Linked DNA regions of Mus musculus: region 1 is linked to region 2. Evidence: chromatin contacts called from ENCODE Hi-C or POLR2A ChIA-PET data. All regions are on one chromosome and are shown on one strand. Each heading gives the region's core, a stretch centred on a gene start or an enhancer-like site at or near the end of the contact. The rest is flanking DNA. Distances are from core to core; before and after follow the strand shown.

Evidence for each region. Hi-C counts contacts between places; a loop is a spot of excess contacts on that map. ChIA-PET counts read pairs that join two places held with the same protein, here RNA polymerase II (POLR2A).
Region 1: a loop to region 2 is called in a map of heart, with 6 times the contacts of the local background. The contact joins the promoter of Ppp1r9b here to the enhancer-like site in region 2. A Hi-C loop is called at or near these places in 2 of 37 maps with a recorded cell type or tissue (gastrocnemius and heart). POLR2A ChIA-PET finds 5 or more read pairs at or near these places in 4 of 5 experiments (Patski and embryonic stem cell).

Annotation. Positions count from the first base shown.
Region 1 is chr11:94,988,346-94,994,879 of GRCm38, reverse strand. Ppp1r9b (protein phosphatase 1, regulatory subunit 9B) reads right to left here and starts at 3,668. Exons shown (of 10, transcript NM_172261.3): 1 at 1,962-3,668. The coding sequence starts at 3,332.
Region 2 is chr11:94,955,839-94,962,097 of GRCm38, reverse strand. No RefSeq gene overlaps it. Among named protein-coding and RNA genes, the nearest start is that of Hils1, 8.6 kb to the left of the region's middle. Within about 2 kb of position 3,833, at least 2 of the 3 ENCODE cell types and tissues checked have a DNase peak (open chromatin) inside an H3K27ac peak, as active enhancers do; they include gastrocnemius and heart, where a contact is called at or near this core.

The sequences.
Region 1 (6,534 bases), core at 2,419-4,918, 33 kb before region 2:
CCATCACACACTCCACGCTGTCTCCCAAAACACTCTGGGGAACTGATCTGGGCCTTGGCTTCTGTCCACAACCTGATCACCTTTTGCATCCTGCCCCCCGTGGGAATCCCAGGCAGGCCTCAGGCTCAGAGGCCAGGGACCACCAGAAACCACACCTCCTATCAGAAGGCCCTGGGTTCAGCTATCTCCTCGGCTGACAGTTTGGAATCATATCCTCTGCCCTGAGCAGATACCCCGACCTCCATAACGGTGACAACTGGGTCAGGGAGGGGCGGAGAACCCTGGCTTCAGAATTAGTGTGGAGGTGGCAAAGGAGAAAAAGCCTGGGGCCCTAGCCAGGCTGAGGAGGCTAAAAGCCCCAGTAAGGCCAAAAGTCAGACACGTGGGGCATCTGCACTGCTCTGGCTTTCACGCTAGTGGCCGGCTTGCTCCAGAGTCACCAGGGAGTCCGGAGCACTGCTCCAAATCATGTGCTATTTTTTACCAAAAAAATCAGGGTAAGGCGTCAGATATAGACAGAGGCCCAGACCACATTCTCTCTCCATGAGGGCATGGGGCTGCTCACAAACCCCATGGGGATTGGACAACTGCCTCTGACACCCTCCCACCAGCCTCCACTCCTTCCTGGATCCCACTGCCTTCAAGGGGAACAGGGCATGGAAGAGTCTTCCAAACCCCAGAGCAGGGAGGGAAGAAAGGCTGGCCACCCTTAACCTCCTGGACCTCTACTGGCCTGGGGGGAAAGGAGGAGGTGGAGAGTGAGAGAAACTTGGGCAGCTTTGGTGTCCAGGAGTAACAAACACAATGGGGTTTGGCTTCAGAGGGCAAGGAGGAAGGAGCAGGGTCGAGGCCAACGAAAGTCCTTGGTGCTGTATGCTCCCCCAGGGACAGGCCAGGTGCTAGGCTCCATAGAGCTTGGGTAGGGAAGAAAAGACCATCCAAGCTGGACGTGCCAGCTGGGCTCACAGGGCAGGGGGGAATGGGAGTGGTCTCCTGAGCTTAATTCTCCCCAGGGGACATCTTTTCTCTACCACCACTACTCAGAGGATCTCAAAGCACTGGCTGGCACAGTTCACAAACCAATCTTCAATAGTGGTGCTAGAGAAAGGGGGAGAGGGGCTGAACAAGCAAGCCCCCAGCCTCTTTTAAAGTCCATAGAGAATATGGAAGGCTATAGGCATGAAAAGCCTGCCCAGGCACCTTAGGGGAACTTCCAAACTCACCCCCCTCTTCCTGTAGGGCCTGCTCCTTCAGGGACCATATAAGATGCCCCTTTCCTGGATGCAACCCTGGATATGGGAAGCTGGCCCAGCACAGACTTAAGGAGTAGGGTTCTTTCTCCCAGCCCCAGTCACATGGCCTTGGTCCAGCTCACCCTAGAAGACTGCTTCCTTCTTTCACTTCTGCAAAGTGGGAGTGGGAGTACTAGCAGGGAAGAGGGTCAGCCTTCCACTGTATCTTTGTTTGGGGAAGTTCCTAGCTCCCCTCTGTCACCCCAGACAGAGCCAAGCCTCACACATCCAGAAGCAGGAAGCGTCCCTAAGCTCCCCACCTTTCTCTTCCTGACAGCACATGTGTAGGAACAGTATCCCCAGGACATGTCCCACACCCCTTCAGGGCAGCCAAGTCCCAGCCTCTGGCAGCTTCTGGAAGAAAGAATGTCTGGGGGAGGAAGAGAGAGCAGGTGTCCCAGAGTAGGCGTGGAGTAGGGAGGGATGCTGGGCGGGGTTAGGAACCTGAGGGCAGGTCGCAGCAGGCTACCTTCACAATCACAGACCTGAAAACCTTCCCACTCTGACAAACAGCTGGAAGTTCCCCCACGCCTCCCTCATTGTGGGAACTTCTGGGAACCCGGCTGGGTGGCAGGGGCTGACTCAGCCTGCCAAACACGGATGTCTGGGCGGGAGCGACCACACGCACGTGGCAAGGGCAGCTCGGGGGGCCCAAGGGGGGTCACTCACTTGGATCGGTGCGGTGCTGAAATGGATCTTCCGGCTCGGGGCCGGGTCCTCTTCCTCTGAGAGCCCGGGAATCTCCACACACCCTGACTCCGGCTCATAGGGGGGCTCCCCGTCCTCTTCGTCTTCTTCATCGTCCTCCTCCAGGGCACTGCCCCCAGAGTCCTCCCCGAGTCCACTGTAGGCGCTCACATCCACCAAGTCCGCTTCCGAGAAGTCCTCCTTCTTGGATTCATCCACCTCCTCAGGTGCCATGTCCGGGGCCCGGCCATTGTCCACCCCCCTCTCTAGCGTCGCCACTGACGCCGCCGCCTCCTCCTCGGGGACCGCTTCGGCCTTGGGTTCCTCGGGTGCAGGGCTGGCTGTGGTGGCCGGGGTGCTGCCATTCTCCAAGGCTGCATGGACCGTCACCTCGGCCTGGATCACTTCCCCGGGAGCCGACTCGGCCTCAGACTCCCCACTTTCTTCAACCTCCACCGGCTTGATCTTGCGCACCTCCCGCGGCTTAGGCGGAGGTCGGGCAGGGGCCACCCGGTGCTGTGGGGGCTGCTGCCCTCCGGGGCCACGCTCCTTCTCGGTCGCGCCATCCCCCGACGGGGCGGGAGGCGGCGGCGGTGGCTGGAACACCCGGGACCGCTTAGTGACCAGCTTCGAGTTGACCTGGGGCGCCCCGGCTGCCCGAGGGGGGCCGGGTGCACGGTGAAGGCCGGTCCTCGAGTCGGCTTTCTCGAAGACCGCACTGAGCTGGCTGACCGTCGGCGACACGGCGTCAGCATCCAGCTTGTCCAGCGCCTCGGTGCTGCCGTTAAAGCGCACCACGACGTCCAGCTTCCGGTCCTGCAGGCCGGCGCGCTCCTGCCTCAGCAGCCGCCGCGCCACGGCCTCCTTGTCGCCACCCGAGGCCGCGGGGACGCTCCGTTCGAACAGCTTCCGCGTCTCCTGCAGCCGGGACGGCGGGTGCGGCGGAGGAGCGGGCTGCGCCGAGGGCGCGGGCTTGGAGTCGAAGCGGCTCACGCGCTCCGACACACTGGTGCCCAGCTTGAGCAGGGCACTGTGGTCTACGTTCTCGTTCAGGCTGCTGGCCCGCGGCAGGGACAGGCGCACCCCGCGATCGGACGCCCGTGGGGCCTCGGCCATGCCTGCGCCTCCGCCTGCCTCACCCGGCGGCCCCGCGGTGGTGCCCATCTGCAGGAACATACTTTTGATGCGGTGGACGTTGGAGCCATATTTCTTATGGTGGGCCGCCTTGGGTGCCTCGTCGGGCCCGGGTGCATCGGGAGGCTTTAGTGCCTGGATGCCCGCTTCGTAGGCGCTGCGGTGCGGGGAGGCGCTCCGGAGGGGACCCCCGGGCCCCCGAGGCTCCGTCTTCATCATGGTTGGGGGAGCCGGGTTCGCATCCCCCTGCTCCCCGCTGCCCCCCTCCAGCAGGCGGCTGGCCAAGTCGGGACCACCGCCCCCTCCCCCCAAAGAAAGAAATCCCGAAAGGCCTTCTATAGAGTCCCCCAGAAACCAAGCTGCCAAAAAACAGTTAACCCTGCTTTAAAAAAAAAAAATCTCCGAGCGCCCTGTGTGGGTCGCCTCCCCCAACCAAGCTGCCAAAGACAGCCAGCCCCCTTCGAAAGCTCTAGCGGCCTGGTGCGGTCGCCCCCACCCAAATTGAAGAAGCGGAGGCTGGCTGGAGCTGCTGGGACCGCGCGCCCAGCCCGCGAAGCAGCGGCCACGGCACCGGCTCACATCCTCCGAGGCGGTGTCAGCGGCGCTGGCGGCGCAGGCGCCCCCTACTCCGGCCGGGGGCCTTGGCTCTCGGGGTGCCCGGCATCCCCGCGCCCGTGGCTGCTCCGCTGACCCGGGCCGCTCCGCCGCGCCTCCCTCCCTCCCTCCCTCCCCCCCGCGCCCCGAGCCTCGGTCTTTCTCTAGCTCTGCCCGAACCGCGGCTGCCGGAGACCGAGCGGCTGCCCTTCTCGCCGCCGCCGCTGGGGGACTGGTACCACTGGGTCCTAAAGGGATCGGATTTCCGGGGCCGGAGCCTGTGAGCCCTCCCCTTCCCTTCCACCCTGTCGCCTGGTCTCTCCTACTCATAGTTGGCGGACAGCCTTCCGCAGCTTCACCGACCTTGGCTATTCTTCTTCAGCCCTCCCATCCCAAACTCGGCTTTTCACAATCCACTTAGGCGTCCCCTCATTTAACCCTGGGGGCGGGGAGCCATCCAGCCACAGCAGGAACTGGCCTTCTCCTCCCACAAAGTGAAGGGGTTCTGTGGGGAGGGCCCTTAATCATTTCTCTAAAGGTCCTTAGAGTGTTCAGGGGTACCAGCAACAAAACTTTTGGGTGCTAGATCAAAGTACATAATTTCTAGCTCCTTCCCAAAGGTGAAGGGGAATCTCAGAGGCGGAACCTGGGATTCTTCATTTTAACAATTCCCCATAGGAATTTTTTTTTTTTCATCTTTCAGAATGTAAAACTTGGGCCCAGCAATCTTTGTGGTGCTCTGTCCGGAGGAGAAATGAAGAAAGGGACAGGGTTGGGGGTTACATCACCCATATGGCAGGAGATTACCAAAGATGCTTTTTTGCCTTGGGAAGTCTTAAAATGACGTTGTTCACCTACCCCTTTGGGGAGAGGTATAGAATCCTGGCCTTCATAACCTGCCAGAAAAGATCTCTGAAACAGGAAGGTTTGTAAGGTGTTGGGGGAGGTTGGAAGGAATGATTCTAGAGTCCCAGGGCTAAAGTTTCCCTATTGAGAGTTCTACGTTGGGTCTCAGACTTAGAGGATTCTGGTCACTTGTGTGCAAGCGTGTTTGTGTGTGTGTGTACCCTACAAATCCCACCTTGAAAACTCAGCTTCTTTAGAGCTCCTTCATTCCTCACATACACAACAAGGGGCCTTGTTATGCCCGTTATCCTTCCCCAATCTAGCAGTGAGGATCCGTCCAATATTCAGTCAGGTCTAGATGTGTAGCTCCTCCAGTCGTTGGTAGATTCCCAGGAACTGAACAGGGTGGACACTAGGACCCAGAAAACAACTCAGGCACAAAGCCTCCCCCCTCTCCCCAGCTGCTTCCTGCATCTCAGGCCTTCCTGCGGCCTCTGCCTCCTCCCCCGCCCTCTTCCCCTCCATCCTCTTCCTCCTCTTCCCGTTTTCTCACTCTCTCCGGTTGGCCTGGCCCAGCTCATAGAGGGAACCCTCTACCCTTCCGTTCTCCGTGTGTGGGTTTTGTGGGACACTAACCCATGGCACGTGCGAAAGAGCTCTGTGCATGGGGGGGATGGGACGTGGGGAAACCGCCTGGGAACCCTGAAGATTGGGATGGGGAGGAGCCAAGAACCACTGGACTGGCTCCCTAGAGTAGTGTGCCAGGAGAGGGAAGATTTTTTGGCTCTCATCTGGAGCCGGAGATGAACCCAAATCTCAGGCTTTCGGATGCCCCCTGCATTTTTGCACAGTGGGCAGGAGACTTACCCCTCCCCAGTTCTGCGTTTGGGGATCTGTGCAGGGTAAAGAAGCCATCCAGGTTCCGTCTCCCCTCCTGACCCATCTTTCATGAACAAGCTTTAGGACATGTTCTCAAATTCAAGTCTGGGGCTTGAGCCCTTCACCCTAACCCGGCTACGGCAGTCAGTGGCTTGTTTTTTGAGAAAGGGCCTGCAGTATCCTGTGCTGGCTTCGAACTAAATACTTAGTCAAGGATGACCTTGAACTTTTCTGATCCAACTGCCGCCACCTCCTGAGTGCTGGAATTACAGGCTTGAGCAGTTACTCCAACCGAGGGCTTCCTTCTTGCTCAGCAAGCATTTTAGCAACTGTTTTACATCCCCAGCTCCCTCTGCAGTGGTTGGGCGATGCCCTTCTGCTCACCCCATTGCCAGTTGGGAATCTGAGCAGTGTTCTTAGAGTTCCTCTGTGGACTTGGTGGAGGGCCCAGGGCCCTGGGTGTTCTGCCCAGAATCTCCCACACCCTTTGTGGTGAGTCATTTTTCACTGGCCCCAGCCCAAGGGGTCTGTACCCACACTCCTGGCCAGGTGGGAGGAGGGGTTGGGAACCAGCTGTTAGTCCCTTTCCCAACACCCTTGGCAGAAATTTAGGATGGACTGGATTTAAAGGTACCCTCAGGTCTCCCTTGTTCAGTGATTTCTCAGAGTAAAACTCCTTTAAGGGCTTTGGGATGTGAGAAAGTACGGTGAGTGTGGAGCTTGGGTGGCTGCCGCTAATGAGTGGAGATTATTTTTTCCTGGGCTCCTAGATGGAGCTGAGCAGCACCCAAGCCGGAACTTCTGAAGAAGCGTTTAAGGGAGCTGAGTGGTAACCGCTTTAACCATCACTCTTTCCTTGGAATCAGGCACGACCCAATCTGCCTAAGAGATGGGTGGGGCACGGGGTGTCACCTCCATCCTGTCCCTGCCTGTCTGAGGTAAACTTTCATTCCTCGGGCTGTAAGTTCACTGATTCTTGACTGTTTAGCATCTCAGGATAATTTGAACCTTCTGGTTTCCCCGGGGGCCCAGGTAGAGGAAATCTGTTGATGCCATCGCCAATGTACCTGGTGGTCTTGGGATGGAACTTTCTGCCATTCCT
Region 2 (6,259 bases), core at 2,584-5,083:
AGACCAGGCTGGCCTTGAACTCAGAGATCTGCCTGCCTCTGCCTCCCAAGTGCTGGGATTAAAGGCATGTGCCACTGCTGCCCATCGAAAGGGAACTGTCTTAGTCAGGGTTTGTGTTCCTGCCCAAACCATCATGACTAAGAAGCAAGTTGGGGAGGAAAGGGTTTATTCAGCTTACACTACCACACTGCTGTTCATCACCAAAGGAAGTCAGGACTGGAACTCACACAGGGCAGGAGCCTGGAGGCAGGAGCTGATGCAGAGGCCATGGAGGGATGCTGCTTACTGGCTTGCTTCCCCTGGCTTGCTCAGATTGCTTTCTTATAGAACCCAGAACCAGCCCAGGGATGGTACCACTCACAATGGGCCCTCCCACCCTTAGTTGAGAAAATGCCTTACAGCTGGATCTCATGGAGGCATTTCCTCAAGGGAGGGTCCTTTCTCTGTGATAACTCCAGCTTGTGTCAAGTTGATACACAAAACCAGCCAGTACAACTGACCCTTGTCAACTTGACACACAAACACATCACTAGTAAGCCTCAGCCCTTACTTACTTTCTTATTCATCCCCATGATCTAAATAACTTTACAAGTCCCACAATCTTTACAAATTCTTACACATTAAAATTTCAATCCCTTTAAAATAACCAATCTCTTTTGAAATTCAAAAGATTTGGTTTTTTAAAAAAAAATGTTTTAAACAATCTCTTAACTGTGGGTTCCACTAAAATACTTTCTTACTTCAAGATGGAAAAATATCAGGGCACAGTTACAATCAAAAGCAAAATCAAACTCTAACCATCCAATATCTGGGATCTACTCACGATCTTATGGGTTCCTCCAAAGTTCTTGGGTCACTTCTCCAGCTCTGCCCTTTGTAGCACACAGCTTGCCTTCTAGGCTCTAGCTGCCTGTATGCCACTGCTGCTGCTGTTCTTGGTGGTCATCTCATGGTACTGGCATCTCCAAAACACTGCTGTCTTCTGCTGCAACTGGACTGCACTTTCACAAATAGCCTTTCACAGGCTCTTTGCAACTTCTCTAGCACGACCCCTTCAGTCCTGGGCCTTCAACTGCCACCGAGACTGTACCTTCACCAATGGCCTCTCCTGGTCTATCCCAGTGCCAAGCATCAGCAGCTACCTCTTCATGCTTCAAAACCAGTACCACCTGGGTGACTCATATGTTATCAAGTCTGGCTGCCAGCATGACTGTGGCTGCCTGTGGAACACAGCTTCTCTGTGCTCTCAGGAAACACTTCCCAGATGGTTTTACCTTGGTGATGCTGGTCTCTTCTTAACCACTGGTAATTTCTTAGCTCCAGCTAACCAGCATCAATCGTCTCAGTAACACAAAGGTTTTGCTTTAGTAGTTCTGGTACTTTGTTAATCACAGCTGATTCTTCAGCCCCAGCTAATCAAAACCACAGAATCCTCACAGTCAAAATAGCAATGGCCCTGATAAGAGTCTTTAATCTTCCCTCTAAAATTTCACAAGCCTGGCCTCCATCTTTTGCACTGCTCTCAACATTATTTTCCTGCCTCTTACAGAACATACCACAGAGCTCTTAACACCCAATGGCTCTTCTAGCTCAAAGTTCCAAAGTCCTTCCACAGTCCTCCCCAAAACATGGTCAGGCTGTCATAGGAATACCCCACTCCCAGCACCAATTTGTCCTAGTCAGGGTTTGTATTCCTGCACAAAAACATCATGGCCAAGAAGCAAGTTGGGAAGGAAAGGGTTTATTCAGTGTTTACCTCCACATTGCTGTTCATCACCAAAGGAAGTCAGGACTGGAACTCACACAGGGCAGGAGCCTGGAGGCAGGAGCTGATGCAGAGGCCATGGAGAGATGCCCCTTACTGGCTTGCTCAGCTTGCTTTCTTATAGAACCCAGGACTACCAGCCCAGGGATGGCACCACCCACAATGGGCCCTCCCACCCTTGATCACTAATTGAGAAAATGTCTTACAGCTGGATCTCATGGAGGCATTTCCTCAAGGGAGGCTCCTTTCTCTGTGATAACTCCAGCTTGTGTCAAGCTGACACACAAAACCAGCCAGTACAGGGACCCTAATAGAGAGGAACAACAAAGAAGCAAGGACACATGGCCCAGCCCATCTTTTCTAAGAGAATGCATAGGAGTGTGTCACCCCACAGCATGGCCCCTCTTTAAGGCTTCTGTCTCAGGAGCTTCTGCAGAGCTCCTCAGCTTCCCATTTTTCTTTTCTTTTCTTTTCTTTTCTTTTCTTTTCTTTTCTTTTCTTTTCTTTTCTCTTTTCCTTTCTTTTCTTTTCTTTTCTTTTCTTTTCTTTTCCTTTCATTTCCTCCCCCCCCCCTTTTTTTTTTGGACAGGGTCTCCCTACATAGCCTTGGCTGTCCTGGAGCTCACTATGTAGATTGGGCTGGCTTCAAACTCTCCTAGGGTTTCACAACTTCCTTTAGATCTCTGCTCTAAAACATATCCCCAGATTTGACCTTCCCTGTCCCTTCTGCTCCTGTGCTTTTCAGAGTCCCTTCAAAAGTCCTCTTGGCTCTCCGATAGGAGATGCTGTCTGGGCTCATGGGTTATAGGTCTTCTGAGCTGTTGAGATGGCTCAGCCCTTAAAGGCTAAGCTCACAACTGAAACAGCAAGTCTTCTGCCAGCACTAGATTCAGGATTCTGCCTACCCTCTCTCTAATAGCCCACCCCACACCTACCCCTTAAGGTTCAACACAGCTCCTGCACACAGAAGATGGCAGGCAAGGCTGTTTGGAGGGAATACCTGAGGGATAGTTGTCTGTGTGTCTGCTCAGAGTTATTTTTGTTTGCTTGTTTTAATTTATTTGTTTTTATTTTATGTGCACTGCTGCTTTGCCTGCATGTCTGTGTGTGGCTGTTAGGTGCCCTGGAACTGGAGTTACTGAAAGTTGTGATCTGCCATGTGGGTGCTGGGAATCGAACCTGGGTCCTCTGGAAGAACCAGTGCTCTTAATGGCTAAACCATCTCTCTAGATCCAATTTTTTGTTTGTTTGTTTGTTTGTTTGTTTGTTTGTTTTTAGTTTTTATGTGTATGGGTGTTTGGTCTGCATGTATGTCCTGTAGAGGCCAAAAGAAGTGCCAGATCCTCTGGGATTGGAGTTACAAACAGCTGTGAGCTGCCTTGGGGGTGCCTGGAATTGAACCCGGGCCCTCTAGAAGAGCAGCCTTTTAAGTGCTATCTTAACGGCTGGTTAAGTACAGTAACAGGAAAGGGGGGTGTGGAGTGTAGAATAGGGATGCAATCTGGAACTGACTTTGAACAATCAGTTGAGATAACTCACTATCTTCAGATCAACCTGCTCAGAGCTCTGAGGGAGGCTGCACTTCCTCTGTGGTCAAAAGTAAGTCTTTACCACTATCATCTGTACCCCATTCTGCCTATTCTGGGTACTGGAAGCCCATTAGCTGCTTAATTATGGAACTGGGTAAGCGCTGACAGAGGCTGGCAGGGTGGGGCGGGAGGTGGGGTGCTGGCAAGGTAATGGCTGGAGGGATGGGCTCTTTGCAGAACAAACAGATGCCTCTGGCTTCTCATTGGCTACTTCCTCCTCCCCTTCCCTCCTCCCCCTCCCCCACAGGTCTTTCAGCTGATGGGCAGGCATAGCTCTAGCTCAGTGTCACAGTCCTGGGGCATAGGCTAGCTTCAACTGGATCCCTGCACCCTTAAGGTGGGGGCTGCTGGCTCCCCTCTCACCTCTGTCTGGTCCCCTGCATGTCCTTCCTGGTCGAGGGCGGGAGAATAAGAAGTCAGCTCCTCCCTCCCTCCCTCTGCTTCCTGGCCTTGCCTTGGGCTCTTGGCAGCCTCTACCTCCCAACTCAGTTCCAAAGAGCACACAGGAGCCGGCTTGGCTGCCTTCCTGAAAGGAAGTGGCCCAGACAAGTAGCCGGGAGGATGGCGTGACTACAGAAGACACTGAGCCCTGCCTGGGCATCCACATGTGAACGCCCAGATGACCAGCAGCACAGAGGGAGGACACAGACATACTCACTGGGCAGAAGCCTCTCCTGGAAGAGTAATCAGGATGGCTTCCTACAGTCCCTCACAGAGTAGGCAGCTGTTTCCAGCCCCCACCTTCTGTGGTGTCACCCCGCACTCACTCCACCCTACTTTTAGTCCAGATGATGGCCCTGATTATTGGCTTGATGAGCGGCCTCCACCTTCACTCTAAATACAGACTATGCATGCGCATGCGCAGCCGGACCCTGCAGCCATTTCCGCACCACTCCCTATGGTCCAGTCTCTTCAATACAGAGGCCACCTACTTCGGGCCTCAATCACTAAGGCCACACCTCTCCAGGCAGGGTCCAAACATGGTTCTGGCACACTGTATCGACCTCAACAGTTAGTTTGCTCCCAAACGGAGTCATTCCTACTTCAGGGCTGAAGTGAGAACCCATGAAGGTAGGCATGCCAATACTTCCTAGACACCGCATTATCCCGGGTACCACACAGCCTCCTCAGGCGAGAGGGGTGTGGGTCTCTCTGACCTGTCAGATCCTGACCAATGGGCTCTGCTTCCCCTAATGCCTCAAGAAATTTTTGTTTTTCCTTCTGAATGGAAAGGAATGATAAAGTTTGCACTCCTTAAATGCAAGGACGCTGTTGGTCACGAGTGAACACCAGAACTACATACAGCTAGTTCGAACTGAGATGTGTATAGTTTTTTGTTTGTTTGTTTGTTTGGTTTGGTTTTTCGAGACAGGGTTTCTCTGTGTAGCCCTGGCTGTCCTGGAACTCACTCTGTAGACCAGGCTGGCCTCAAACTCTGAAATCCGCCTGCCTCTGCCTCCCAAGTGCTGGGATTAAAGGCTTGCGCCACCACTGCCCGGCAATGTGTATGGTTTTAATGGTTGAGATTGTATTAGGTTAAATAAGATATGAAACTAGTTTCACCTCACTTTTTATTTTTATTTATTTATTTATTTATTTTGACATAGAGTCTCATGTAACCCAGGCTTTGATCCGGTCTCCATCTTTTCTGTGGCATAGAGATTGAACGCAAAGCATTGTGCATACTAGGAATCACTGTACCAGCGGAGCTACACTGCAGCTCATCTCCCCCCAACCCCCTTTCTAAACATGGATGCTAGAAAATAAAAAATATGGGGCTGGAGAAACGGCTCAGGGTTCAATCCTCAGCACCCACATGGCAGCTCACAACTGTAACTTAGGTTCCAGGGGACCCTGCACCTTCACAAAGACGTACATGCAGGCAAAACACCAATGCACAGAAAATGAAGGAAAGAAAGGAAGAAAGAAAGAAAGGAAGAAAGAGAAGGAGAGAGAAAGAAAGAAAGAAAATGAAAAACATGAGTTTCCCACAATCTACTTTTTAAAATTGCACGTGTGTGCATCCCCCACCCCACACACACACACATACACTCACACACAGGCACACACTCATACACAAGAGCACAGGAATGCACACACACACACATTGTGCGCACTTTCTCCTCCTCCTCCTCCTTCTCCTCCTCCTCTTCCTCCTCCTTCTCCTTCTTCTTCTTTTGAGACAGGATTTCTCTGTATATAGCCCCTGGCTGTTCTGGAACTTGATATGTAAACCAGGCTGCCCTGGAGCTCACAGAGATCCTCCTGCCTCTGTCTCTGGAGTACTGGGATTCAAGGTGTGCCATCATGCCCCTGCTCCTCCTATCATTTTGGGCAGGGAGAAGCACCAGTGCTCCAGCACCTTTGGGTACCAATTCGCTTCCCTCCCTCCCTGCCTGGCTTTGCACATCCTCTGTAAAGAGTTGAGATCTCCATGTGCACAAGGATCAGTCACCCTCCCAGAAAGACTACCTTCTTCCCAGGTCCTGCCTCCTCCGTGCAAATGCCCTGGCTCAGTTTGCAGCACACATTCAGGAGGAACACACTAACAGCCTCTCGCCAGCTCTGAGAATTCCCACTAGTGCGGGGGACTTTGGGATGCTTGTCTTCTTCCACACCAGCCCCTCCTGGTTTTCCCAAGTGTCTCTCTGCTCAGCTTTAACCCATCAGCCTGCACGGATAAACTTGTAAGACTTGTATGTCCAGAGGCTGTGATCTCCCACCTATGCCACACCAAACCGGAAGGGGCCTGTGGACATAGATGTCTTTGCTTACAGGTAAGTGGGCACAGAAAGAGACACATTCACTCAGGTCCCCACTGTGACACCCACACGGGGCCACCCACAGCTCCCATTCACTCCCTCACGTTACCACCCAGGCCTTCCTGTGCCTTAATGAGTGCCTC